Linked DNA regions of Homo sapiens: region 1 is linked to region 2. Evidence: read pairs that join two places in POLR2A ChIA-PET (ENCODE). Cell type or tissue: K562. All regions are shown on one strand. Each heading gives the region's core, and the rest is flanking DNA. Links, peaks and the distances in the headings are about the cores only. Region 1 has its middle 110 kb from the start of NDUFV2. Region 2 has its middle 160 kb from the start of NDUFV2.

Region 1 (2,921 bases), core at 152-2,651, 56 kb before region 2:
GGGGAATTAGCTCCACAGAAGGGAGGGGTGTCAAAGAATTATTGAAAACCCCTCTGTTTGCCCACTGACCCAAAATTATTTATATTCCCTTCCACATACAAAAATACACTCACCCTATCCTAAGACTTCTCAAAATCTCATTTCTAAACAGCATGCAGTCAAAATAGGACATTGATATCTTAATTCATTCCAGGTGCAGATGAGGCTCCTCAGTGATGGTGAAGGAAATACAGCTTCTCCAGCATAGTTGTTCTTGGTCTGAGGACATGTGATGTACCGAGCCAAGCTCTATTTCTGGTAATTTATTCTGTCAAAGCATAATTTTCAAAAAGTTAAAAACATGACTCTCATACAAATATACAATTAGCACATGTCAAATATTTGTTCATTAATGAGAGATTCAGTAAGGTGGTAAAACTGGTTGGGAAAGCATTTTGAGGAACTGGGCATTTATAGGAATTTTTTTTTTTTTAACTGAGACGGGGTTTCATCATGTTGCCCAGGTTGGTCTTGAACTCCTGAGCTCAAGTGATCCACCTGCTTCGGCCTCCCAAAATGCTGGGTTATAGTAATATTTTTAAAAGAATGTTCAAATAGGCCAGGTGTGGTGGCTCACGCCTGTAATGCCCGCACTTTGGGAGGCCAAAGAAGGTGGATCACTTGAGCTCAGGAGTTCGAGACTAGCTTGGGCAACATGGCGAGACCCTGTCTCTATTTATAAAATTATTTCTTTAAAGAAATAAAGAAAAATTTTTTAAAAAAGGATGTTTAAATAACATTGCTAGGTTATATACACAATTGCATCATATGGTGCAGGACAATGGGACCATAACCTTTGTAATAAGATCTTCTACTGGATGGAAATATGTAAGTCCACAGAGAACTCCATAGTGTCTGAGTTATATTCAAATAGTAAATACTAAAGGCAAACACAGGGACGCTCTGTTAGAGAATTAAATAATCTTCAGTGGGCTTTTTAGACAATGCTCCAGCATGTTGTTGAAAGGACATGCACACTCCCTATTAATTTCCTTATAATAAAACAATTTTAGGGAAATTATTTTGCTGACACACATTAATTCAGTGTTTAAGGATGTTCATCGTAGTGCTCTTTGCAAAGCATAGTCTGGAAACTGGCACCTAGGAAAAGGAGACTTTTTCTAGTGTGCTAGCTCGAGTCCTTACCATCTTTACTCCCTGGAACCCTTTCATCTAACCATCTAGTCTCACCAAGCTATTTTCTTATTTTTGCTTCTATCATTTCTATGAAAAGGAAGTGGATATGGGCTGAATGGTGAGCACTTTTGTTCTTTAGATTTTCTTTCGAAGGTCTTCTTTCAACCCTGAAGAAGCGTGGATACTTTTGGATATTATCCCATCCATACCTGAGAGAGTTGCTCTCACCGTTTTTTAGAGAAAGAAAGGCTAAGATGTATTTATTCTGTAAAGATGTATTTATTCTGTAACTATGTGTTAACTCAACTTGACGTTGGTCACCTTATAAGTGTTGGAGATACAAAGATGACTAAGAAGGTCTCAAGTCCAATACCAGGAAGACTAATGATAGCAACACACACAATGACTCACATTCTTGCCACCAAAGTGTGGTTCCTGGACCAGCAGCATGGATGTCACCTGGGACATGGGAGCTTGCTAGACATGCAGAATTACTGGACTTGTTCCAAATATACTGAATCAGAATCTTCATTTTTAATAAGATCCCAGGTGATTTGTATACACATTTGCTATAGTTTGGATCTGTGTCCCACCCAAATCTCATGTCAAAATGTAATCCCCAATCTTGGAGGTGGGGCCTGGTGGGAAGTGATTGGATCTTAGGGGTGGATATCTCTGTTTAGTGCTGTTTCTGTTCTCATAATAATGAGTGAGTTCTCACAAGATCTGGTTGTTTAAAAGCGTGTGGCACCTCCCCACTCTCTCTCTTCCTCCTGTTCCAGCCACGTAAAACATGCCTGCTTCCCTTTCACCTTCTGCCATAATTGTAGGTTTCCTGAGGTCTCGCCTGATGCTGAGCAGATGCTGCCATGCTTCCTGTACAGCCTGCAGAACTTTCAGCCAATTAAACCTCTTTTCTTTATAAATTACCCAGTCTTAGGTATGTCATTACAGCAGCGTGAGAATGGACTAATACAACATTCAAATTTGAAAAGCCCTGTTAGTCCATTCTGAACCTACTTGTGTTTTCTACTTATCACCTCTTATTTAAAGTGCAGACATGAATCCACTTGTTTTTCAATAGCTGGCTTGCAGAGCCCCCACCACCACTGGTCTACAATTTTAAAGCTTATATTTTGACATGGTAGTACTAGAATGTCTTACCAGCATATGAAAATAAGAACTTTCCCTCTCCTTTCCCAAGTTAGTTTCTTGGACCTATAGAATACACAGAGAGACTGGGAAGAGAGCAGTAACCAAAATGTAGTAACAGTTATTCTCTTAAGCTTAATTTCCTACAAAGTCTTTTATTAAAGGGTGGTTAATTTAAAAAAAATACATTTATTTTTAATAGACTTTATTTTATAGAGAAGTTTTAGGTTCGCAGCAAAATTGAGAGGATGGTACAGAGATTTCCCATACACTGCTACCCCACACACCCACAGCCTCCCCACTTGTCAACATACCCTACTAGAATGGTACATTTGCTACAATTGATGAAACTATATCGAGATATCATTACTCAAAGTTGATACTTTACACTACGCTTCACTCTTGGTGTTAAACATTCTATGGGTTTGGACAATTATATAATGACACGTATCCACCATTACAGTCTCATAGGGAATATTTTCACTGTCCTAAACATCCTCTGTGCCCCACCTGTTCATCCTTCCCTCCCTGCTAACCCCTGGCAACCTCTGATTCTTTTTCTGTCTCCACAGTTTTGCCTTTTCCAGAATATC
Region 2 (2,921 bases), core at 321-2,820:
TCCTTTATGACCTGATTCAGTGGAGACAGGAGGGAGAAGAAAGTCAGAGTGGCCTTCCTGCTTCTGTGGAAATTCTGTGGCAACAGGTTAATTGCTTAAAATTATGATTATATCCAAAGAAGAAAAAAAGGTTTCTTTCTCTTTGAGGGCTAAACTCTGACCTTTTTCTTTTCTTTCCCAAATTTTTATCCAAGGAGCCTGGAGAGTCACACGCTGTAAACCATGAAGTGTCATTGGAGGGGTTTTTTTTTTTCACCCTATATCATGTGGCCCATTTTCCAACCTGACTCTGGTGTAACATCACATGACAGATAAAGAAGGAAACTGAAGTATTTTAACCCCCAGTGTTTTTTTTTTTTTTGCCATATCTTTCTTTTTTTTTTTTTTTTTTTTTGAGACGGAGTCTCCCTCTGTCGCCCAGGCTGGAGTGCAGTGGCGCGATCTTGACTCACTGCAAGCTCCGCCTCCTGGGTTCACACCATTCTCCTGCCTCAGCCTCCAGAGTATCTGGGACTAAAGGTGCCCGCCACCATGCCCCGTTAATTTTTTGTATTGTTAGTAGAGACGGGGTTTCACCGACTTTGCCATATCTTGAAGTAGTCGTGCAAAGTTGACTCTCGTGGGGAAAAGGTACATTCTGAAGAGAATCCCCTTTCTTTTCCAGGCCTTTTTCCTAATCCAGGAGAGAATCAACTCTGATAAGAAACATTTACAAGCTATTCCCTCTGAAGCCTGCTACTTGGAGACTTCCTCTGCATAATGGGAACCTTGATCTTCCCAACCTCTTACCTTAATCCAAACATTCCTTGTTTTTTTTTTTTTTTTTCTTGAGACGGAGTCTTGCTCTGACACCCAGGCTGGAGTGCAGTGGTGTGATCTTGTCTCACTGCAACCTCCGCCTCTCAGGTTCAAGCAATTCTCCTGCCTCAGCCTCCCAGGTAGCTGGGCTTATAGGTGCACGCCACCACGCCCAGCTATTTTTTCCAGAGGCGGGGTTTCACCATGTTGGCCTGGCTGGTCTTGAACTCCTGACTTCAAGTTATCCGCCCGCCTCATTCTCCCAAAGTGCTGGGATTACAGGCATGAGCCACTGCGCCCAGCCCAGACATTCCTTTCTATTGATTCTAGGTCTTTAAACAATAACTGAACTTTTTCAACCAATTGCCAATCAGAAAATCTCCGAATCTACCTACAACCTGGAAGCCTCTGCTTCAAGTTGTCCCACCTTTCAGACCAAACAAATGTGTATCTCACATGTGTTGATTGATGTCGTATGTCTCCCTAAAATGTATGAAAGTAAGCTGTAGCCAGGCCGTGTTGGGCATATATTCTCAGGATCTCCTGAGGGCTGTGTCATGGGCCATTGGCAACTCATATTTGGCTCAGAATAAATCTCTTCAAAATATATTAGAGCTTGGCTCTTTTCGTCAACATCTTTATACTCTCACAGCACAGTTCCCCCAAAGAAGTTCCACACCCTTGTTTCTTGAGGAGGCTAGTGTGGGGGCCAAGGGAAAACTATTCCTTCACCCTCTATATTAGTCCGTTCTTGCACAGCTCTAAGGAAATACCTGAGACTGGGTAGTTTATGAGAGGTTCAGTGGCTCACAGTTCTGCAGGCTGCATAGGAAGTATAGCAGCTTCTGCTTCTGGGGAGGCCTCAGGATGCTCACAGTCCTGGGGTAAGGCCAAGAGGAAGCAGCTGTCTTATATGATCAGAGCAGGACGAAGAGAGATGGGGGAGATGACACACGCTTTTAAGCAACCAGATCTCACGATAAGTCACTCTCTCACTATCATGAGAATAGCACCGAGGGGATGGTGCTAGCCCATTCCTGAGAACTCCAACCCCAGGATCCAATCACCTCCCACCAGGCCCCACGTCCAAAACTGGGGATTATAATTCAACGTGAGATTTGGTGGGACACAGATCTAAACTGTATCACCCTCTGAAGGGTCACCGAAAAATCAACTGACAAAAGCCAGATTTAGTCTTACAACAATCTCAAAGCAATGGCCAAATGGTTGATGCTTTCACACCATTGTCGACCTAAAGGGAAGAAGCTGAGGCAGAATTAATATAAGTAGAGAGTTTATTGGGGCCAGGCTTGAGGATTCCAACCTGGAAGCATAGATTCAAGTTGACCCGAATATACTCTCTGATGAGCAGCAGTTACAAGTGGATTTTTATTTTATTATATTTTATTTATTTATTTTTGAGATGAAGTCTCACTCTGTTACCCAGGCTGGGGTGCAGTGGTGTGATCTTAGCTCACTGCAACCTCCATCTCCCAGGTTCAAACGATTCTCCTGCCTCGGCCTCCTGAATAGCTGGGATTACAGGCATGCACTACCACTCCCGGCTAATTTTTGTATTTTTTAGTAGAGACGAGGTTTTACCATGTTGGCCAGGCTGGTCTGGAACTCCTGACCTCAGGTAATCTGTCTGCCTTGACCTCCCAAAGTGCTGGGATTACAGGCATGAGCCACCATGCCTGGCCACAGGTGGATTTTTATAGGCAAAAAAAAGGGGAACAGGCAGTGGGCAGATGCAAAGTTGTTGTCAGGAATTCTCATTGATTTACAGAAGTAACACTGATTAGTGATTGGCTATACATGGTTAAGCTATAGGATGTGGGTTTTAGTGTCTGGTACGATGTTATTAGGTTAATTTATAGCTACTTATGGCAGTAGCAAGCAGTTTCAAGAGATGATTACATAGCTCAGGCAGGGAGTAGGGTGTGACTGAGGTCTCATTTTAATGTCTCTCCAGGTGTGATAATTAAAAGGACTTGCATTCCTCAGATGAGTTCTTTTCTTTTCTCACCATCTTGAGGTTACAGAAAGAACAGTGGCTTGGATTGTGGCAAAACAGGTTATGGTGGTAAAACAAGTTTACGTGAGGGAGAGAAAAGGAGGCC

Evidence for each region. Peaks named below come from ENCODE experiments on the same cell type or tissue, not always from the same donor. Only the 100,000 strongest peaks of a DNase experiment are listed, where the experiment ranks them.
Region 1: POLR2A ChIA-PET joins it to region 2 with 5 read pairs; 7 of 35 experiments call an interaction of 5 or more read pairs at or near these places.

What each region holds. Positions count from the first base shown.
Region 1 is chr18:8,993,446-8,996,366 of GRCh38, reverse strand. No RefSeq gene overlaps it. Among named protein-coding and RNA genes, the nearest start is that of NDUFV2, 110 kb to the left of the region's middle. In K562, for the core only: no CTCF peak of the experiment used is centred there; a DNase peak (open chromatin) is centred at 1,576.
Region 2 is chr18:8,937,829-8,940,749 of GRCh38, reverse strand. No RefSeq gene overlaps it. Among named protein-coding and RNA genes, the nearest start is that of NDUFV2, 160 kb to the left of the region's middle. In K562, for the core only: no CTCF peak of the experiment used is centred there; a DNase peak (open chromatin) is centred at 1,708.